Linked DNA regions of Homo sapiens: region 1 is linked to region 2. A link is a loop called in an ENCODE intact Hi-C map of the cell type or tissue named here. Cell type or tissue: breast epithelium. All regions are shown on one strand. Links, peaks and the distances in the headings refer to the core of each region. The heading gives the core; the rest is flanking DNA.

Region 1 (12,110 bases), core at 4,504-9,503, 270 kb after region 2:
GATGCCGACTAATATTTTTCCATCCCTGAAAATCATACAATTCCTTAAACACTGAGAAAAATGCTGTGGAATTTTTTTTTACCAAACCTTTTTTTATCCTAAATCAGGGTGTCCCAAGTAAACAAATAAACAAAAATAAGATTTGGTAAAATAGCTTTTATTGCAGCATCTGAAAACCCGGAACATCTGGACAACAGAATTGTCTGCACAATTTTAGAAATAGCTCATGTTGAAAATCACACCAGCATGTGTCAGGTATGAAGACATGTGACACGCGATGTTAGTATCATAGGCCTGACTGCAAATTGACCACTGGATGATGCTGTGACAGCCTAAGCAACTTAGTTAGAAGGTGTGATGTGGATAAAGCAAGCAAACAGCCACAGAACAGACTCCGCAAAGGAACCGGGCATGACGTGAAAACCTCATCACTTTCATAGACGACATTTATGACTGAGTCAGAGACATGAGAATTTGAAAGAGAGTTCCAAAAAGTAAGAAAGGGCAAGCGCAAGTGGATAACACCGCAGGCTCCCCTTCAGAGCACTGTTGAATCAACCTCACTTTCCGTTCTGCGGAAGCTGTTGTAACAAATGCTTGTAGGAGATTTTTGTTCTACCTCTACCTGCAGCTTAACGAGGAGCTCCTAAAGGGTAAACATTACACAGACATATGTAGAAAGATGTTTTGTAATTCTTTACAAAAAAATTACAATTCTTTGGTAATTTTTTTTTTTTTTTTTTTTTGAGATGGAGTCTTACTCTGTCGCCCAGGCTGGAGTGCAGTGGCGCGATCTCAGCTCACTGCAACCTCCACCTCCCGGGTTCAAGTGATTCTCCTGCCTCAGCCTCCTGAATAGCTGGGACTACAGGTGCGTGCCACTACACCCGGCTAATTTTTTATTTTTAGTAGAGATAGGGTTTCACCATGTTGGCCAGGCTGGTCTCAAACTCCTGGCCTCAGGTGATCCACCTACCTCGGCCTCCCAAAGTGCTGGGATTACAGGCGTGAGCCACCGCACCTTAAAACTTTGGTAAGTTTTAAGGAAAAGAGTGTGCATTGCAAATTCATTTTCAAACTATCTGAACTGATAAGAAAAATTAACCCACTCAGCTCTTTAACCTAATGTGTTTTTTTCCATTTTCTGGTAAACTCGATGCTTTAAATTACTAAAAAATAATAACAAACACTTTATATCTGCAGTATACATTTATATCAAATACAATATTTTCTGAAACTGATATTCTCTTGAAACCAAGGCATTCCCTTACATCTCACATTTGGTACCAGAAGACATTATCACAAAACATATGTGTCTTTTGAGTCACTCTGCTGTTCTTGGAGTAAACATATTCAGAGACAGATATCTGAGTCAGGTCCCAGATATTGCATTATTTTTTATTGTAGAAACAGTAATTCCTCCACTCTGCTGCTTGTCGGAATAAAGTTGCTAATGGGTTTGTGCCCACAAACTCCCACATTTGAAAGAGAGCTTATAATTCTAAGAAATGTAGATTCCAGCCAGGCACAGTGGCTCATACCTGTAATCCCAGCACTTTAGGAGGCAAAGGCAAGTGAATCATTTGAGGTCAGGAGTTCGAGACCAGCTTGGCCAACATGGTGAGACCCGGTCTCTCCTAAAAATACAAAAATTAGCCAGATGTGGTGGCTGGCGCCTGTAATCCCAGCTACTTGGGAGGCCGAGGCAGGAGAATCGCTTGAATCCAGGAGGCTGAGGTTGCACTGAGCTGAGACCGTGCCACTGCACTCCAGCCTGGGCAACAGAGTGAGACTCCATCTCAAAAAAAAAAAAAGAAAGAAAGAAAGAAAAAGAAAAAGAAATGTAGATTCCAGAAAACAGGAGACTCCCTGTGGGTTGTGCATCCTCTTCTGCATTACATGGGTCTCCATCATTGTACTCTCAAGGTCTTTGCTGCATCATTAAGAAATTAGAGCAGTGACAACTTCCCAGATTCTGGCAGGTATAGCAGACACTCAACCAACTTTTTGTTTTATTAATTTTTTTTAAATAACATACCTTCTGGACAAGGAAAATTCTCAGGCTGGGCACTTGCCAATGCAGATTCAGCCGTGAGAGACTTGTCACTATGTATTAGTGGCTTGCCTTCTGCATTCCTGGAAGTAAATGTAAGGTATTTGCTTATTTTCTGTGTAACTTCTTATGCCAAGGGAAAAATCCCAGAAAAAATAGTCATGATGGACCTCGAAAACATTCTGCTAAGTGAAACAGGCCAGATGAGAAAAACCGCATATTGCAAGATTCCGCTTGTGTAAAATGTCTGGAACAGGCAGATTATATATAAAGACAGAGAGTGCATTTGCCTAGATCTGGGGAGGGAACAGGGATTTACTGCAAGTGGGCCCAAGGGATCCCTCTGGGGTGATGGAAACATTTTAAAACTGGATTGTGGTGACGGTTGAACAACTCTATAAATTTAGTAAAAAGTAGTTGAATTATACACTTAAAACAGATGAATTTTACAGTATGTAAAAAATAGAATAGGTATCTAACAATGTAATTATCACCTTCTAACATATGGAATATACTATGTTCAAAAGAAAGCAGTAAGTCACCCTCTAATTGCACACCTGAACACAAAGAAAATTCAAAGAATTTGCTTCATTTTATATTTCAGTAAAAGCTCATGTCATGCTTCAACTATACAATAACTTCTCCTTCAGCCTACAGTGTACTCAATTATATTTTAATCTATGATTATAAGCAAAGCCTGCATTCTAAGCTTTATTGGGATTCCTAGGGAAATTCCAAGCAAATTTATTGGAATTACCCATTTTAAGCATTACCCAAGAATTACATGCTTTTAATATTTTTATGTCATCATTCACTTTTTATCCTGATATAATTTCAAACTTACTGAAAGTTTTCAAGAATAGTTCAAAGAATTCCATATACCATAGCCAGAATCGCCAGTTGCTACACTTGCCACATATTCTTTGCCATTCTTTCTCTGTAGATATTCTTAAATCTTTTTTCTTTTTCACATACAAACAGATTGCATGTGCACAAGAAAAATAACACAATTGAGATACACGTAATAGCCCCCACACTCTTACTCCCTAGAGAAAGTCATTATGAAAAATTTCTGGAATATTCTTCATAGTTTTTAGAGAAGAAAATGAAATAATCTATGTTTAAAGTGCTTTGCAGATTGTAGGGTACGTGTAATATGAGTTACTATCAAAGTCAATGCAGTCAATTCTAGTTTCCTCTTGCAGTTGAACTGGCAATGACCTGGCACACTGTATCCCATTTCATGTGTGGAGTGACGTCTTGGAAGGCAATGTGGAGCTTGGGGTGGCCAGCAGCTGAATTAACTGATTATTGGACTGAATGAAATTGCCGAACTGAAAGTCCTAGCAAAAACAGAAGAAATGACTAACAAAGCAATGATCACACACTCCTAGTATATGCATCATACGACATTCGGAGAAAGACAGAGCCACTTGTACTTCACAGATCCATACAAGGGAAATGGAACAACATTGCTCAGTGTGCTCTGTAATTATTTTTCCTGGCCATCCATTTCTAAGCCATTGGCCTCCCATCAATGATCATTGTGTACTTGGAATCACAACAGACAGCATGGCTGATGCCAACGCTAATCTGAGTCAGTTCATAGAAAGGACCCTGACCGTAGCCCTGCTGACAATGGAAAGAGAGAAGTGAAAAATAACAGAGAATGAAAAGGAGCCACATTAACAAAGGACATGTTAAAACAACAGCCACCTCAAGAAGTGCCCCCACTTCCATGTTTACAGTGTGCTTTCTGCCTGAAGCCACCCCAGCCTAAAGTTTCTCACAGCGAACCCCCCTAGCTTTATGGAACCTCACAGATCCTGTGCAGACACTCAGTGGGTGTGTAGACTACAGTGCAGTGGCTATAAACACAAACAGTTTCTTAACTTCCTGGGAAGTGACTTTAGACAGCTCTTCCCAAAGGACAGAGGCTTCCAAAGCCTTAGGGAAACCTTGTTCACAGAAGGAGTAGGGTCATTTAAGTGAGTAAATGTGTGTACACCTCTGTGTACACCCAGTGTATTTGCAGGTCTGTGATTTGATGAGTGTCTAAACCATGGCTATCAGGGAAATTATCTACACAATCTCAGCATTGGCCTCAGTCCCTGGAGTCATGCCCAGCAGGCATCCGAATGGTTGAAGGAACTGAGTGGACAACATTCTAGGCCAGATCAACATTTGGTACAGTCAAGGAAAGATAATAGATAATCTGATATTCCTAGACACAACTAGACTCAAAAACAAACCTCCTCTCAAGTCTGCTTCAATCCTTGTTCCAGTGTATTAAAGAGGCTGTCTGCTGATCACGGTAGTATCTCAGCGCTAAGTCGGCCATGCAGGCTGGGCCAGCACTGGACCTAGGTCATCCTCTCACCTGACCTCTGTGGTTACACCAGAGCAGCATTTTATGTCCATTGGGTCTTTGCTGAGTTTGAGAATGGTTTCGAATAAGTGCATTCGAACAGTTGTTCTCTTATTTCTCCCAATTCTAGTCAATCTAGTGTGATGGTTAAGAGCAGAGACTGTAGAGACAAAATGCCCAGAGTTACCTCCAAGCAATGAACTTCCTCCTGTAAAACAAGGGTCCCAATACTATCCACCTCATGAGACAGAGGGTTAAAAGGACTAATACACGTAAAGTGTTTAGAACTACTTCTGGTATGTGGTAAGTGTTCTTTAAATAGTAGCTAGCATTGTCATTATTATTAATACCAGTATTATGTTATTTATACATAACTGTATGTATATTTAAAGCTCCTTTACTTTTCTAGATAAAATGAAATTAGGAAAATACATCTAATGCAATGGAAAAGAGAGCACATGGAAATAGAACGGCAATGGAAAAAGGGGTATGTGTTGTCCCCACGTCCACTCATGCCTTCTCTGCTCCCCACATGTCACCTAAAGTGCTGTTTGAAAATTGTCAATCTGATCATCTCTTTCCTCTGATTTAGAAATAAAAGGTTTCCTATCACTCTTGGGTAAGGTTCAAAATAAACATGGAGCCCGGGTGCAGTGGCTCATGCCTGTAATCCCAGCACTTTGGGAAGCTGAGGCGGGTGGATCACCTGAGGTCAGGAGGTCGAAACCAGCCTGGCCTCCGTGGCGAAACTTCTTCTCTACTAAAAATACAAAAATTAGCCTGGTGGGGTGGCGGGCACCTGTAATCTCAGCTACTTAGGAGGCTGAGGCAGGTGAATCGCTTAAACCCAGGAGGCGGAAGTTGCAGTGAGCCAAGATCACACCACTGCACTCCAGCCTGGGCGACAGAGCAAGACTCCTTCTCAAAAAAAAAAAAATGAAAATAAACATGGACCACAAGACCCTGCCTGATATGGCCTTGCCACTGTTTCCGTTTATCTTGTGCCTCTCTTCCCTTTATCTCTCCCACTTCAACCTTATATTGTGCACATACACATGGCTATGCCCTAGGTTCTCAGATCTTTTAAGTTCGTTCTCCTCTCAGTCAAGAGCCCTCTATTCTTCCCACCTCTGCTCCCCTTGCTTCCTCAGACTCAACCTGTTACGTCACACAGAGACCTTTCCTGGTGCTCCAGGCAAGTTCAGGCCCTTGCAGTCCTTCATAATACTGCAAAAATTGAAATTATTTGCCAAATATATCTTGGCTCACTGCAACCTCCACCTCCCGGGCTTACAATCCTCCCACCTCAGCCTCCTGAGTAGCTGGGACCACCAGCATTAAGTATTTTAATGTACATAATTAAGACCATACTATTTAAAATTTAATCTTTGTCAAAGCACAGTGACTCTTTGCTAATATTTCTTGCCCTCAGATCTGTTTAGATTCATGTTAATACGGCCATTCCAGATTGTTTTTTTGTTTTGTTCTGTTTTATTTGTTTTTTTGGTTGCTATTCATCTGTAACTAATTTTTTTCTTCATCTTATGACTCTCTTTCTGTGTGCTTTTGTTACAGGTGGAACTTTTATAAAAGATATAGAAGTTACTTTTTAAAAATACTTCTAGTGAGATCAAGACCATCCTGGTTAACACGGTGATACCTCGTCTCTACTAAAAATACAAAAAATGAGCCGGGCGTCGTAGCGGGCGCCTGTAGTCCCAGCTACTCGGAAGGCTGAGACGGGAGAATGGCGTGAACCCAGGAGGCGGAGCTTGCAGTGAGCCGAGAACGCGTCACTGCACTCCAGCCTGGGCGACAGAGCCAGACTCTATCTCAAAAAAGCAACAACAACAACAAAAAAAATACTTCTAGTGATCTTTCTGTTTTAAATGGAGAGTTTAATACGTTTACATTCAATATGATTTCTGACGTGTTTGGCTTTATTGTGTGGTAGATTGGATTCACCAAAAATTCTGTTTTCCATCCTTGAAGGAAGATTCTCTGAAGGAGAGAATACCTCACCCACCTGAAGCAGTGCCATGTAACTTGCCAGTGGAAAGTGGGAGAAGTGAGGTGGCAGGTGCAATGCTTTGCCTCATTTCCTTTTCCTCTGCCACAAAAACTGACAATGTCGGGACAGAGGCTGCTCTGGGAGCCTGGGACCAAACTGAACCCACAGTATGGACATGAAGAATGAGCAAGAAATAAATATTTGTTATTAGGACCTGGTCCCAGTGAGATATATAGTGGTGGTTTACGGCCCCAGTACAACCTAGCCCCTGACTAAGACACATTTCTGTAATCATATTTTGAAGATTGTTATTTCTATAACATTTATTTTATTTTTCTTTTTTAAAGTGATTTTTTGATAGCTGTTTTGTTTCTATTATTATCATTGCCTGCCTTGCCTTCCTTGAGGTTTTTTTAGATTGTTTTTCTCCTTATCTCCTTGTTCTCTTGCACTAATATATAAATTATACACTTTGCTGTTATACTTTCAGTGACTGCTCTAGAAATTTTAACATGAATGTTTGACTTCACAAAATCTAAGTTTATTAACATCTCAGTCATACAAGAAATTTAGTATGCTCTCATTACAATCCCTCTGCTCCTAATTTATATAGAATTATTGTTCTACAATTTAGTGCCATCTTGAACTGTTAATCCACAAATTAGACATTATTATCACTGTTTTAGCCAGTGATTATTTAGTTTTATCCAGACATTGAACATTTTGCTTTCTGCTCAGCATTTCTTCTTGCATTTCCTACCTCTTTTCTGTTCCTAGTATATTGAGAGATTTAAATCATAAATGGATATTGAAGTTTGTTAAATGTTTTTGTCCTTCATTAATTGATATAATCATTGAATTTTGTCCTTTATACTGTTACTATGGTAGATTTTATTAATTTTCAAGTATTGAACTAGCCTTGCATTTCTGGCATAAACCCCACTTGGTTGTGATGCTTTATTCTGTTTATATATTGCTAAATTTGATTCACTAATAGTTTGTTAAGTGGCTAAGTGGTTTTGCATTCATATTCCATAAAGATATTGGCCTGTGGTTTTCTTTCTCAGTACTGTCTTTGTCTACTTTTGGCATTAAAGTAAGCCCGGCACCATAAAATGAATTGGAATGTATTCCCTCTTCTTCTATTTTCTGGAAGAAATTAGAAAATTTGTGTCACTTCTTTAATGTTTGGAAGAAACCAACAGTGAACCCATCTGGTCCTGAAAATTTATGTTTTAGAAGGTTTTGAGCTATGAATTCACTTTATTTAATAGTTACAGATTATCTATTTTATCTTAAGTGAGTTTTGGTGCTTTGTGGTTTGCGAAGACTTGGTTCATTTCATCTACATTACTTGTAACTGTAGTGTTCTTTGTTGTATTCCCTTATCATCCTTTTAATTTTCCATGGATTCATAGAAATTTTAAAATGTAATTATTTTCCATTTTACCTAACACCAAAACAGGAAGTTTCCCTAACATCTCCCTCTGCTGGGCCAGGATTCTTTTTTTTCTAGTTATCACATAAAAGAGTGACCTTTTAGTGTTTTCTGACTGAAAAAGAGTCTCATCTTTTCTTTTTTGCCTGGTTCCTGAGCATATGACCCATTAAAACCCAGGCCAGAGGTCACCTATGACTGAGAAATATACCCAGAGAAAATACAAGCTAACCTATCCTATGGTTCATATATTCCTTTGGTTTCTAGTCTCCAAGGAATTTTCTGATTTTCTTGGCAGTTCAGTCCTCCATTAAAAAAGAGATTTTTGGTTTTGTTTGTTATAATACATTATCCAACACTCAAAAGTATGTTGTTCTAGAATTTCTCCAAAATATTAGTCTACCATATCTCTAGGAGCAATGATGAGACAGCAATTTATTGACTGAATTGGAAAAAAAAAGTTTTAAATGTGATTGAGGAAAACCTAGACAATAATGTGGTGAGGACTACAGCTTGGCTGTGTGTCTTGAAATGTTTAAAACCACATGTCTTATGACGCAGCAACTCCATTTCTCAGTATCTGTCCCAGGATAACTCCTGCAGACATGAACAAGAATGCTTATGACAGCCGAGTGTGTAATAATGAAATTTAGAAAACACTAAAATGTTTATCACTGTGTGTAATGAAATTTTAGAGTGTGTAATAATGAAATTAGTGTGTAATAATGAAATTTATTTCATTATTAACTGTGTGTGTAATAATGAAATTTAGTGTGTAATAATGAAACTTAGAAAACACTAAAATGTTTATCATTGTGTATAATAATGAAATTAGGAAAACATTAAAATGTTTAACAGTGGGAAAGATTAAATAAATTAAGGGACATATTTATTCTGGAATATTCCAAGCATACTGATATGGATGGCTCTTAAGAGTTCTTACATTAACAGAGTCAGTGCAAGTAAGTGCTTAGCAAAGACTATGTGTTCAATAAATGTAGCAACTGTTATTTTTTCAGGTGTTCCCTGTATTCCCTATCTTTCTGACTTACCGAAGTGGAATTGGGTTTATATCAAATGGCATCCACTGAGTCAACCTCTCTCTCTCTCTATCTCTCTCTCATTCAAAAGAACCATCTGTCAAGGAAGTATGGAATACAAAATGTAACACATTTCATGCTCTATTTTATTTGTTCCCTTCATTCACTAATCAGTTAGAAAAACATATGATCTTTGACTTTGGGATAAAATTAAAATAGATAAATAAATGTAGATAAATATATTTCCAACTAATACACCAATTGAGTCAAGTGCCTGGGCCGCATCTAACACCTTTCTGTTAAAAATGTCTCCCTTTTGACATTTAGCTAAGCAACAAAATTCCCACAAACTTGATTGGATTAATTGACAGTTCCTGGTAAATAAGTAATTAAGACATTTTCTTTCCTTTCTACAGAACCCATCTTTGGAACTCATATAAGCTTACTTTGATCAAAGCAAGGGCTGTAAAGGATTAGGGAGGAAGCAGCATTGAACTTTAGTTCACACATGAGTGCAAAGGCAAGATCTCCTGATTAAAACTCCTCACAGGGGAAATCATTAATTCCCTGAACACCAAGTGTCTTCACTTTGTTAGAACTTGGAATTGCAGCAGATTGAAGTAGGGCTCATAGAGGTCTTACTTTAAGTAGAGTATTAGTGTTAAGATTTCAGGTCCTAGTAAACACTATTGTCCTAGTAAACACTATTGCATAGGGCTATTTTATCATAGGAAATGAACATTTAATATGTTCATGATTCCTATAATACCTTCTAATATCTTAGTTGGTAGTATCTGTAATTGTACATTCCAAACAAATACCACATTATTCTTCATTCATTATCTCTATCAAATGTATTAGATGGAATCCTCATCTTCCAGAATAACTGGGAGAAATTTTACCTATTAACAATCATGACCAAAAAAAGGGATAGAAGTGTTTATGTTGCTTAAACTCAAAGACCAGCTTGCTCATAATGATGTCCACCCTTAGAAGAAGTTACCTGGAGGAGCTAAGTTTTCCACGGTCCTCCCAAATCCTCAAACAGAGAAAATCAAGTCTGTCAAGTTTCTAACATTCTTCCAGTATCAGAAAAGATAATCCACCAGAATCAATCAGCCCAATCAAAACAGCCTGATCCGGCACTGTCTGAGGTATAGGGAAGTAGACCACATCACTTGTGCAATCATGTATCTTAAAATAGAAATGTAAACCCTAAAGGGCTAGGACACAGACGCGTTCAAAGGGCATGGCTCAGATAGTAAACAAAATTCAGAGACAGTAGGAGCAGTGCAAGCTGAAGTGATGTGACTTGACAAGATCTTACTGAGAAAGTGGGTTATCAGTAGGCTTTGAAGGATAAACAGGAGGTAGACAAGCCTGGGAGGGAGACACCCACGACCTTTTAAATGGTTCCCTTCTCTCTAGCCTTGCTCCCTAATCTATACTGCATAACACAGCCTCGCTAGCTGTAGCAGACAGGTGTGACTCCACAATGTCCACCACTTCCATTCCCTGTTGAGGAAATTTCTCTGAGCTCAAGAGTAGCACTGACTGAGACCCAGTTCTTTAAAACAAACCCTAAGAAGGTATTCCTTAATCTTAAAAGAAAATCGAGAAGCCAAGATTTCTCTCCTGTTGGGCAAATAAGTTGGTATAGAGCATGTTAATAAAATGAAGGAAACTAGCCTTAGGATAATGCCAAAACAATGATTGCTTCAAATCATTGACAGTTTCGTGCTTATTTGTTACAGCAGTTAGTAGTATCTTAACTGAGGTAGGGACTGTTGAACTGGCCATTGTATATGCTCCGTAGAAACTTTGTCTTGAAACATTTGAAACTATTTTCCAAACAATTAATATGTTGGTCTAAAAGTAGGCTGTGCTTTTTATATCCAGTGTGTCTTTGCACTCTCACATCCCTGTCCTCTCCTAAGACTTTAGAGAATAATCAAATAGTTAGTTGGAAAGACACCTTGGGCTGGGCGCAGTGGTTCACGCCTGTAATCCCAGCACTTTGGGAGGCCGAGGTGGGCAGATCACCTGAGGTCAGGAGTTTGAGACCAGCCTGGCCAACATGGAGAAACCCTGCCTCTACTAAAAATACAAAATTAGCCAGGCGCGGTGGCACATACCTGTAATCCCAGCTACTTGGGAGGCTGAGGCAGGAGAATCACTTGAACCCTTGAGGCGGAGGTTGGCATGAGCTGAGATCGCACCATGGCACTCCAGCCTGGGCAACAAGAGCAAAACTCCATCTCAAAAAAAAAAACAAGAAAGAAAGACACCTTGGGCATAACTCATTTAAACAACAGTATTTGAATACCTACCACATCTGGGGCCTGTGCTGAACCTTGTGATACAGATGTGGTCCCTGCTCTCTGTTTGCAACACAGAAAACCCAGATGGTCCTGAGGCCTAGCAGATCTCCTCCAAAACCAAAACAAAACTAGAACATCCAACCAAATTTAGGATGACAGAAGGAACCTGAGTTCCTAAGAACATTTCTGAGTCACTGAATCAAACAACTCTGAACCACACGCACCTATGAACTCTGGTTGTCTGAGCAAGTCTATTCTATTCTGTTCTGTTCCACATTTTTTGGAACAGAATTTATTTCATAAATTCACAAATGGATCATGACCTGCAGTTTGAAGAACACAGCTGCAGCTTTCAAATATCCAAAGACATAAAGGAATGAATATATAACTGGGATAGGGCTTGAATCAGCCCTCCTCAAAAATAAATGCTCTCTAAATTCTCTCACTCCACGTTAAATATTAGTGTGAACATTACGAGATACCGTTTTATGCAATTTTATATAATATTAAAGGAAAGCTCCTTGCCTACATTTCCAAGTAAAAACTGATGCTTCGAGACGTGTGCTGTTGACCCTATTGATTCTCTTACCCGGGACTCTGCGTCTACCCCCAGAACACTCCCTTCCTCAGTAGGAAGTACAGGCTGGGGGAACAAAATCCAAGCTCCATGGCAGGCTTGGCACAGTCTTCAGGACAAAGCCCCTCCTTACAATGCCCAGGGGGACACTGGACAATGAGAACAGAATCCAGACTTAAAGCTGTACAGGCTAAAAAAGGCCACTGCAAGGTTTTATATATGCGAGTTACATGTTAAAATCAGCACCTGGGTAAGCCATTGATAGGAGTAAGACTATGAAATTCAGGCTTTTGGAAATTTAA
Region 2 (12,110 bases), core at 3,433-8,432:
GTAATTGTTTGAGAGTGCTGCCTTAGGAAATAGTAATCTCTTTTGAGGTTTGTAGTCTCGGAATTCTTTTTTTTTTGAGTCAGAGTCTTGCTCTGTCTTCCAGGCTGGAGTGCAGTGGCACAATTTCAACTCACTGCAACCTCTGCCTCCTGGGCTCAAGCAATTCTCCTGCCTCAACCTCCTGAGTAGCTGGGATTACAGGTGTGTGCCACCACACCTGGCTAATTTTTGTATTTTTAGTAGAGACGGAGTTTCACCATGTTGGCCAGCCTGGTCTCGAACTCCTGACCTCAGGTGATCCACCTGCCTCAGCCTCCCAAAGTGCTTGGATTACAGGCTTGAGTCGCGGTGCTCAGCCTAGTCTCTGCATTTTTACTACAGCAAATATTAATGCTTCAATGTCATATATAGCCAGTAAAGCAGAGTCTTCATATTCAAAGTGAAACGTATTTAGGACTGTTTTTTCTCAGTTAACAGTGAAATCAGGGGGGTAACGGTGTTACTAATGATTTCCTATGTATTGACCCAGGGTAGAAAGTTCCTTTCTAGGGGCTGTTGACTTTATGAATCAGGATTATCATCTGAGAGCGCGGGAAGCCTGGTTGGGAGGGTCAGTTGCCAAATAAACAACCTGGGGAACTCTGTGTCTCAAGCAAGAGAAGGACATATTTATTAAACACACATGGTGCTATGGTTTAAATCTGTCTCCCAGTTCAAATTTCATGTCCAATTTTAATCCCTAATGCTGGAGGTAGGGTCTGGTGGGAGGTGACTGCATCATGGGGGCGTTGTTCTCATGAATGGTTTAGCACCACCCATCCTGGTACTGTATAGTGGGCGAGTTCTTACGAGAGATCTGGTTGTTTAAAAGTGTGAGGCACCTTCCTGCTCCCCCTTCCTCCTGCTCTGGCCGTTTGAAGTGCTCTCTGCCACTTTGCCTTCCACCATGTTTGTAAGTTTTCTGGAGGCCTGCCCAGAAGCCGAGCAGATGCCGACACCACGTTCCTGTACAGTCTGTGGAACCATGAGCCAATTACACTTCTTTTCTTTATAAATTACCTGGTCTCAGGTATTTCTTTATAGCAGGGTAAGAACAGACTAATACATTTGGGCAACTGATTTTGCCATTTACATTGCAATTTTATTTTAGTGATTAGCCCAATATTGCACCTTGCAAAACTATCTCCTTCATGGATTTTATTTATTTATTTATTTATTTATTTATTTATTTTGAGACAGAGTCTTGCTCTGTCATCCAGGCTGGAGTGCAGTGGCATGATCTCGGCTCACTGCAACCTTCACCTCCTGGGTTCAAGCAATTCTCCTGCCTCAGCCTCCCCAGTAGCTGGGATTACTGGCGCACACCACCACACCCAGCTAATTTTTGTATTTTTAGTAGAGACAAGGTTTCACTATGTTGGCCAGGCTGGTCTCGAACTCCTGACCTTGTGATCTGCCTGCCTCAGCCTCCCAAAGTGCTGGGATTACAGAGGTGAACCACCACACCCAGCCAAGGATTATCATTATTATTGATGATTAATTTTTTTTTTTTTTTGAGACGGAGTCTCGCTCTGTCACCCAGGCTGGAGTGCAGTGGCATGATCTTGGCTCACTGCAAGCTCCGCCTCCCGAGTTCGTGCCATTCTCCTGCCTCAGCTTCCCGAGTAGCTGGGACTACAGGCGCCCGCCACCACGCCCGGCTAATTTTTTGTATTTTCAGTGGAGACGGGGTTTCACCACGTTAACCAGGATGGTCTCGATCTCCTGACCTCGTGATCCACCTTCCTCGGCCTCCCAAAGTGCTGGGATTACAGGCATAAGCCACCGCACCCGGCCATTGATGATTAATTTTTATTGAGCATTCATATTTTCAGGAGATGTGGTGGGCTGAATACCTACTCTATGCTAGAGTGTACTAGGTTTATATGTGCACCATGCCCTTAATCCTAACATCATTCTACCTATTTGCAGATGCATGGCTTGAGATGCCCAGAGCCATAGTGCTAGCAAGCAACTGGGATATGGAGCTAGATCTCTCTGACTCCAACATCTTGCCTCACTTGCCTCATTGTACATGATGTGCTATCAAGTGCTTACTTTGAGCAGCTGCTGGGAAACAGGTCTGCTGGGGCCTCAAACAATCATTTGGTCTTTAGTCTCTGGTTTAATGTTGGCCAATTATTTTAGCCAACAAACCAAGCAGGTTGGAGGAGTGGGCTGGCTTTGACATCAGCATGTCGAGACTGGCAACCCCGCCTCAGCTCTGATATCATCACGGTGAAGTCAGCCTGGCGTGGCCCCCACTCACAATTCCTGTCAGAATTGTGGTCTAGCCACAAGCCAGACACCGTAGGCTCCAAGAACTGGTAAAAAGCCTGGGCGAAATAGATTGGTGGGAAATGTGCATTCCGTGGGCAGCCAGCTTCCCAAGGCTGCCAACCTTTGCTTTCCTAAAGAGAAAGAAGATTAAGTAGTTAGCTGCCTTGGATTCAGGATGCCAATTTCAACACTACACATGTGCAGAGTGATCCCTTTTGATTGTTTAGGCAACGCTGGAGAGAAATGTGTCTAAAATTATTTTATGTCATTTCAAATGTTCCTATTCTCCATTTTGTGTATGAGCTTCTTGGTGACTTCTTTGAGTCATTCTGATATTTGTGTGCATAGCTAAATGTATATGTGACATAAGCTGTTTTGAGCACCTACATTATAATGTGTCAGGGACAACAGTGCCTCTCTCTTTTCTGAATGTATTTAGCCAGTTAGTGTTAATGTTACCTAAGCTGACACTCCACCATTGTGCCATCGGCTCCAGATCCAGTCCCTGTCCTTCCCCTTCTCTCCCCTCTTCTGTATCACTGAGAGCTTTACCCTGCTGGCTGACTTTCTCAGGCTTCCTTGTAAGCTGTTTTTCAGCAGGGTTTGGCTGAGGGGAGGCACTGGTGAGGGACAAAGGAGAAAGAAAGAAGGGAGAATCCAGGATGTTTTTCCTGTCCCTCTTTGCCTCAAGCAGCATCCCCCGACTCCACACCTCCATTACCCACTTGGCTGCCATAGTTCTCACTGGTTCCTGTGACCTGACCCTTGGGCTCAGGTAACTATGATCTTTCTCTCTGTCCTTCTAGCCTTGGAGACGTGGCAGCTCCCTGCTCATGCAGATCTCTGGGTTACACCGCTGTGCCTGGTTCAGCTTCCTAGCATCTATTATCTATGTAAGGAATTTAATTCTCTCTCTTTGATGTACCCACAGTGGTTTCTGCCTTCTTAGGTGGATCCTGATAAATATAATTACGCTAGTTTTTGTCGCACTTAGGAATGTTTCAGATGCCTATGAATTGCCTTTAAGAGATTTTGGTAAGATATAGTTTAGGGGTCTTTCTTTTAGTTCAACAAACATTCAGTGGGTACCTACTATGCACAACACAAGTTTGTAGGTGAATAGTTATTGATTGTTACACAGCCAGCATCTAAAAAGATGAGACGATCTGAAGAGCGTTCTTTTCAGGTCAGTGGAATGTAATCAGCACAATTGATTTATTGCCTGCACTTAATAAGAGATATTAGGAGACAAAAACATTTATTAATGTTCTTGTTTGATCAGTGTTAATGTCAAGGCTTGTTATACGGGGGTGCCATCAAATCGCCTGCTCGTACATATTCTCACAGAGCACCAAAAATTCCATCCAAATAAATTATTGTTATTATTATTTCAACTGATTCATTTGGCAGGAAAAGTTGGGATCAGAAGAGCAGGTGAGCCATGTTTCCTCCTGCCCTTGATATAGGCAGTCTGGTGTTGAGCTAAGTGAGTGATTAAGACCTTTTTTTTTTTTTTTTGAGACAGAGTCTGGCTCTGTCACCCAGGCTGGAGCACAGTGGGGCCATCTCAGCTCACTGCAAGCTCCGCCTCCCAGGTTCACACCATTCTCCTGCCTCAGCCTCCCAAGTAGCTGGGACTACAGGTGCCTGCCACCACGCCCAGCTAATTTTTTTGTATTTTTAGTAGAGATGGGGTTTCACTGTGTTAGCCAGGATGGTCTCAATCTCCTGACCTCGTGATCTGCCTGCCTCAGCCTCCCAAAGTGCTGGGATTACAGGCATGAGCCACCGCACCCGGCCGATTAAGACCTTTTCTATAGCATCAGGCATTGACCTATGAGACCTGTGAGGTCCACACACTGATAACCAATTCCCTAGGAATGATGAGGAAGACACAGAAGATGGGAGCTATGAGAGCAGCCTTTTGTGATTTTTCATGATGTAACTGATACTTCCTGTGAGCAAATAAGCTACTGGCTAGGTTCATCACAAATGGCCTGTGGTGACTGAAGAGTTGTGCATATTTTTACTTACTAAAGGACATGTATGCAAATTCTTATTGATGTTATAAATCATGGTATTTTGAGGGATGCCAAGAAATTGATCATTTTCACTAAGTGAAATCATCTAATGCCTCTTAGAGGTGAACATCAGAGTTTGGAATAACAAGCATCTTTTACCGCTCTTCCTTGATACTCCTAGACTCTTGCTTTCCTGTCAAACTGCCTCCTATGTTAGCCTCAGAGGGAATGAGGTTGTTAAATTCCAGTTGTGGGATCAGTGGAGGTGTAGTAACCCTAACTTACTATCAGAGTATTCTCTGATAACATGAAAAGAAGAAAGGGGTGGAGGAGAAAGAGAAGAGGAGGGGAGGAGGGATGGGTGACAAGGAGTTAAGGAGGAGTGACGGATAAAGCCATGGCCATTCCAGATGCTGTTGTCTGAGCTACTACCTGCTTGTCCTGTTGCCTTAGGGATGGGGACCCTTCTTGCACTGCATTAGCCCAGTAGGGAAGGCTTGTGGGGCTTTCTATTTGTTTTCATTTATTTACTCTGATAGGAGGCAAGCTTCATTTCCTTAGCTTACCTCTTTTATTCTTTTATACTTAAAGTATACTTTTATTCTTAAATTTTTAAGTATAAAAACCGATCTCACCTGCATTTTCTTCTTGAAACCCATTCAATCTTGTAAGCTAATTGTTTGCCGGTTCACCATTCTCCCAGCTAGATATGAGACACAACCATTTGAAGTTCCTTTTTACGTGTGCCAGATGAAAAATCCAATTCATCCCTTAACTTTCCTTAGTAACCGAAGGAGGTGAAATACACCATCTGTTTGGTTTGTTAAAAAGTGGTGCCTTTGGATATCACATTAATTGGATTTAAAGCGTGGGCAAAATTGAATATCTAGCAGGCCTGGAAGTTATATTTAAAGCTATTTTCCCCTCTCGGTGGAAACAAAATACCGAACATTCATGATAGATTGAGATTTAAAATGGTAGTTCCATAAGAAGGTGGTTCTCCTCTCTCTCTCCGCATGTTCCTCTGTAAAGAAGTTCCTGAATTTAGAATAGAAAATAACAGTAAACAGTATTTTGAAAGCAATGTAGCCTAGTTGGTGTTGAAAAGTTTAAAGATTTAAATGTTCTGTTTGTGAAGGAATTTGCTAATTGTCCTGCAGATGTTCCTTCTTTTTATCCCTTATGTGTCATAGTTTCCTTAACATTCTCTTCCTCCCTTTCTTTCTCTGGCTTTAGCTCTCCATCTTGTTCTCTTTTTTAAAGCAGTGAAGATAAGTTCAAAGAATGTGTAAAACTTCTTTTCTTTCCCTGGAAACAAGGCTATGCCTCAGTGCCAAAGTCCTGAGGCCCTGTCTTGATGAGAAGCCCTCTTGCTTTAATTGTAACTTTTCCAGAAAGTTCTCTCCCAACTCAGTGACTTGTGTATCCTGGATTTAATTTTATTAAGTGAGTTGCAACGTTAAATTATTTGGCCCTATTTCATGACTCCACCTAACATTCTAACCCCCCACTGAAATAATCAAATAGTGAGTAACAAATACCTGTATTTTTTTCAGAGGACTTAAAATGGCGAATTCCTTAAGAGTCCTTGGATGATCAGAAAGCTCTCCTAACAACTCCAAACCATGGCTGGGAATCAGTGTTCTTATCCTTTAAAAAAAAAAAAGACCCATTAGTAGCACTCATTTTTAAGATTTGCTGTTCAGCATAATATTAAAGTCACCTGATCACTTTGCATTCATCTTAGTCAGTATTTTGAATTCCTAAGTTAATATCACCTTTAGAAATAAAGTCAAATGTCTTTGTTTTAGTTACATTATTAATCTTTCATAATGCAATTGAAAATGAACTCTAGTACCTGAATTTATTATTAATTTATTTTTAAAGTAGAGATAATCTTCATTTCTCTTACATGGGGCATTAAACACACATAAAACCAACCTACTAATGTAGATTCAATTCTTTTCCCTGGTGTAAACATGGTAGATCCCACAATGCATAGGCAACTGTGCTAGAAACGGGGCCTCAAGCTGCTTATTCCAAGCTTCCTCTCTGGTGAGCCTTGCCTACAACTCCTCTCCCCATCCCTGGGACTCAGATCCTCCTTAGCAAATGATCTTTCTCTCTCTCTGCTTGCTCTCTCTCTTGCCCTTCCCTCCCCACACCAATTTAAACAATAAAGGCAGAAGCATGAAACCAAGAAATTGCAGTGAGGAAAAGTATAGGTAATATGAGGGATGTTCTGCTTCCCCTATTTTGTGGGATTCATTGAGCAAATGATTTGTCATACAACCTAACTCCTGGTAAGACTAGCTTACCACCTAGTCTTACAAAGTATAGTTGACCACATTGACAGTTTTGCTTAAGGTGGGTCCTGAATATATAGAGCTTCTATAGACATTCCTGATTCTTCATGAAACTTGGCTTTCCTGAGCCATCTTTGCCATGAAAAGCATTTGGTAGCCCTTCCCTATGTTTCATCTCCCTCCTCTTCTCACATACACACACATTGCTGCTACTGCTCCTCTTCCTCCTCCTCACACACACACACCTCTCCCTTAAGAAAGAGTTTGAGAATCACAGAGCTAGAGATAGGACTTGCCTGAGTTCCAGAATATTCCTAATGATGAGGTAGATCACTTCAATCCCCAGAAACATGGATGTGGCATTGAAGAGTCATTGCAAATATGCTGCTAGTCTTCAGGGCTTCTTGCATTTGGTATTTAAAGTAGAGCTTCACTGTTCTCTGAGTTATAGTAGATTTTCAAATTTTTAACATATCTCACTTCCAATATACATAAACCATTAGATTAAGATTATTTTGAGCATAAATTATTTGAGATTATCCATGTGACTACCGACGTTGCATTTGATTATGTGACCAATAGCCAGCTATGAAATCTTCATCAATAAAATAATTTCAGGTGTCACTATAACTTCCTTACCCCAGAAAAAGACTACGATGACGCTCAGATAAGAATTTGATGTATTTGGCAACCTCAAAGTGTCGGAGGAGTATTTGTGAAGTTAAAAGAGTGTTCTAACCAAAGCTATACGGTTATTCCTTGTAGATGGTAAAGAAAGAATGAGAGCATTGTTGGGGTTTAAGGGATTGCATTAACAGAGCTCTGTGTAATATGGTGAAGTAAAACTCCACTGGGAGAGAGGCAGTTTTGCAAATTATGGTGCAGTCAGGTAATTACTCCTCTCCCTCCAAGTTTAGTTGATACTCTCTGAGATTTAAAGTTTGTCTCTGTGAGATATGTAAGTATGTGTGTTCAACAGTCTCTCCATCATGTAAAGGAAGCTAGATGGCTTGTTCATTGACTTAAAAGGCTAATTACCAACAATCACAATTCCTTCTAGTCTGCTGTTCCTCTCAGAGAGGAAAATGTTCTAAACTGGAGGAAGTATAGTGCTGGGCAGGGAAAAGGACAGATCGTGAGTTGAGCCTGTGATAAGAGCCAAAAAGCCTGCAGAGTTTCACACCATGGAGATTAGAAGAAGAAATGGTGGAGGGAGGTACAGGTCAGGTGGTCAAGGTCAAGGTGAATAACTTGAGTGTGACCTGGAGGAGATCCCTTATGAAGGCACTTTTCCTTTCAACTATAGGTGCTTTCCGCCAGAACGGTGAGAGAAGACAGTTTTAAAGTATAATTGTAAGTTTTTTAAAAGTTTTTTTCTCTTAGGATGTAGTTGTCTTGAAGTTACTCCATATCTTCAGGAAAATCTGATCATCCCTTTAGTCTTCAGTGACACGCAAGTGAAGAAGAGGAAACAGGACATTGAGGGAAGCTTGGCCAGGTACCAAATCAATGCCTCATCCCACCCATGCCTTATGGTTCCAGCTGGGAAAGGACAACACCCTTCCAAGGGGATGATGCTTGGTAATGACCATCAACAGCGAGTCAAGGTCCACCTTCAAGGAAGGGGCCATAGGGAGGAGCACTTGAGCTGAGATAGGACTTCCAAGAAGACATCCATAAATACTCAAGTGAGAAGAGACTTTTAGGTTGACAACCCAAGGAAAAAATGGAAAGTGAGGCTAAAAGAAAAGGATTTGTTAAGAAATACTTTAGGATGGCTATCCCTCCAACCTGTTTATCTCCAAGTTGTGAACTCTCCTCTACCCAAATTTATATCTCATGGCTTCACCCTCATGCTTCAGTTTAGAAGTTAAACTTCTCCAAGGAGTGTCACAACTATATATGATACCTTGGATATCTTATAGGATTTTGGACTTGGGTTTCAATTATTTTAAATCCATCCAAATGCCTTTTCTCTGCTGACAGCTCCACACTGCCCACTCAAATAAAAAAGACTCACCAGGAGAATAAATTATTTCTTCCCTTGTCAATGGTAATTTGTGTTCACTAAATTACCTCCAGATCTACTTTCCTGAGTCAAAAATAACTTCATAGTTTTTTTCCCCCCTCCATGTTTAGCTTGGAAAGACATATAGATTTAGAAGTTAACCTCTCTCTGTTAGATGCTCAAGAATAATTAAGCTCGTTTTCTTCTTAAATCAACCAGATGTTTCATTTTAAGATGGAACAATATGTGGTTTATTTGACCCAAGTTCTCATGAAAAGGCCATTGCTTTCATTTTGATAGTCCTGCTTTGCGAGAGGTAAAAATGAAAAACATCTTTAAGAGAATTCCATCTTTTTTTTTCCCTGGGAACAATGCTCAGTCTCAATAGGAAACCACATTTTTTAAGAACATGAAAGTTATTACTGATGATGTCCCGCAATCTGATCAAACACTTAAGGGACAGCCGTCACGTTATGATTTTACCGCACTGTTCTTCATAACTTTCAAAAGAGACTTAAATGTCTACTGTGTCAAGATTTGTTTCTGGCAAGGCATTTATTTACACTATTTCTTTGTCACTTTAGTGTTTTCTTCTAATCAAGCTAGGCTAATATGCTTAGGGCACCTTTCATTTTTGTCTTAAAAAATACCAATAAATGGTTAAGGGTAGTTTTTACAACATGGTGAGTGTTATTTCACAATGTTTCATTAGCCACAAATCCTCAAGTCACTTTTAAGAATTCCAGATGCCCTACTGTAGGTATTTTTGCAGCTGTTTTGTGGGAAATCATGAAAGTGCAACTCCTTTTGACAAAAAAGAGCATATCTCATTTCTACAGGGATTGGTCTCTTTTTACTGTACTTTATAGTAACAAAAAGGGCAATGTAAAGACAGCTGTGTACTGTATATAGTTTCTCCATGTGTCTGAAGTTCAGATAGTGAAAATATCTTCTAATTTGTAAACTACTATGATTTTACTTTGAAGGAAGTCTTTCTTTTAAATTGGTTATGAAATATTTGAAGTTACAACTTTCTTTCTATTATTTGCAGCACACAATTGGGCCTGAAATTTTTTTTATCTGGATCCAATAATTTTGCTTTTGAAATGCATTTTATTATTCTTTGTAACTAAATTCCTAAGTCGACTCCATGCATTCTTTTACTTAGGAGACAACACAGTGAATATAACTGTCGATAACTATTAACTCCTCCTCTAAACTATTAACTATTAACTATCTCCAATCCTCTTAGTATTACATATTTCCTTTAAATTTTTTTTTTCAATTTTGAAAGTTGTATATTTCAGGATGTTATGAATAGCTATTTACTGATATCTTATACCTCAAGAATATTTTGCTGCATAGACAGCCACAGTTTATACATTTTATAAAGAAAGAAGGAAGAAAAGGTTTTCCTTGTGTTAGTTCCAGTACCACACGATCTGTAGTTTTCATCATCGGGCTGTCCCTGAATTGTAATGTGCCCAGTGCTTATTTCTTTCTAACAAAATCACTTAAAAAATGTTGAAACTGGAGATTTAGGGCTCAACGGACCTAAAGGAATTCACATTGCTAAGATTTTGGCTACAGTGTCAAGACTAGACCTGTGATAAACAGGACCTGTGATAAAAGGAAAATAGATGAGGGTCTGGAGATGGGAGGTCATCCTTTGACTCTAGCTCCTTCTAGCTGTGGGTGACATCATTTAGAGCCAATTATGTAGACCCTTACATTTTATAGATGAGGAAACCAATGCTCAGATGTACAAAATTTCGTCTAGAATTTCATAGACCACCCAATGTAAAAAAGGTCAGTTTTCTTATTTTGCCATTTTGTCCTTAACTTCTATTGCTTAAACCTGGGCTTATAGACCTCAGAGTGGGTTCAGAGGAAAGTTGTTCATTCCACAATAGGCAAAGTGACTTAGTAAAACTGTGGGGATGCTGAGCTGAAAAGACACAGTGTCTGTCCTCAGAAGGCTTGACATCTAGTGAGAAATCAACACACAGCCCCGGGATTACAATACACAAAGGCAGATGCCCTGTTGAGGCAGGAATAGAGTTGGGTAGGACAGAAACAAGTGAGGAGGGCAGTGGTTTATGATGCTTGAAGTAGAGTGGAGATGGCCTCCCTGGGCAGACAGAATGACATCCAGACCATGAGGACCTGGAGTGGTGTCTCTGTTACCGAATGCAGGTGTAGAGGGCCGGGGGAGAGGCTGCACAGCAAGTCACAGTGGGATTCTGTAGCCTTTGTCTGCTCTGCCAAGGAGCTTAGATTATTCTACTGTGGACATCAGGGATTCCTTAAAGCATTTAGAACAGGGAAATGACATGCCTGACTTTCCATATTCTAAAGATGATTCACCCATGCCATGCTTTTCTCTCATTGCTATGACAAAACTTGCAGGTTTGAGGGGAAGGCAAAAAATTTCATCTCACCCTAATCAGGCGAAAGTCAGAAAATAACTCTGAAAAGCAAAAGAAGAAATAACCTCCTGACTTAATATTTATCTGAATCACCTCCAAAGTATTCAGTTTACAAGAATTTTCAGGCCTGTCATTGTTTTACTCAAAACTCTTTATTACAATTTAAAGTACTACGTGTAAGACAATTCTTTCCTTAAATTCAACAAAATATTTAGTTCCACTGAAGTGGTTGACTTGTGAAATTGTTTCTGCTTTTCTTTAAAGGATGTTGTAATTTATTGGATCTTTTATTGGACTTAAGGGACCAATTTATTTACATATACTCATATGATCCTTGGGATCAGATGGTCCTTAGCCTAAAACCCTGCTCTTCTAAGTAGAGTGGGAAATTATCAGGACAATGGCACTTTTGTCTTAGGTGTCCTGGGAGAATGAAATATGGTAATGCATTTCTAGTGATTTGTACCATGTGGCACATAGCAGGTGAACCAAAAATGTGAGCTCCTGCCTCCACTTGTGGCAGGCCTACAGGAGAGTGAGTTCTGTTTGATGAGGGCATGGCTGAGCTGGATGGCACAGATTCTGTGAGTCCACTTTACCATCACAGCCTCCTAGGAAACACAACTTGTTCATCAGCCAGCACTGGGAATCCAGGTAAATTAAGCAAGGACTTTGCGACACTTGTCAAGTAAAAAGAAAGCTGTCCGAAGTCAAAATGAGGTTCTTAAGGGAAAGAAAGGAAGGGAACAGCCAGACAGCATATTATGTAATTAAAGCTGGAGTCAAACATCATTAAATGGGGCAAAATTCTGGTTGAAAATGTTTAAAAAGTATTAATTTTTAAAGATATATAGTTATACTTATTTCGGGTAGATATAATAACTTAAGCTATGTTAATAAGGGCCTTCCTAGCAGGGAAAATGAAAATGCCTGGCTTAATAAAACAAAATAACAAATTTAGTATTAGAATTTAGAATGTTAATAATTCATATGGAGAGATTGGAGATAGCTTGTTTTCTTAACTGGT

What was found. A loop is a pair of places that touch in the nucleus more often than their neighbours do. Peaks named below come from ENCODE experiments on the same cell type or tissue, not always from the same donor. Only the 100,000 strongest peaks of a DNase experiment are listed, where the experiment ranks them.
Region 1: a loop joins it to region 2, with 11 times the contacts of the local background. A loop is called at or near these places in 1 of 110 quality-filtered maps.

What each region holds. Positions count from the first base shown.
Region 1 is chr9:87,235,362-87,247,471 of GRCh38, forward strand. The region is part of intron 10 of LOC105376126 (a long non-coding RNA gene); the gene reads right to left. Among named protein-coding and RNA genes, the nearest start is that of LINC02872, 93 kb to the left of the region's middle. In breast epithelium, for the core only: no CTCF peak of the experiment used is centred there; no DNase peak of the experiment used is centred there.
Region 2 is chr9:86,966,365-86,978,474 of GRCh38, forward strand. All of the region lies in intron 2 of GAS1RR (GAS1 adjacent regulatory RNA), which reads left to right. Among named protein-coding and RNA genes, the nearest start is that of GAS1RR, 24 kb to the left of the region's middle. RefSeq lists an enhancer at 3,565-3,734. In breast epithelium, for the core only: no CTCF peak of the experiment used is centred there; no DNase peak of the experiment used is centred there; H3K27ac peaks cover 2,518 bases.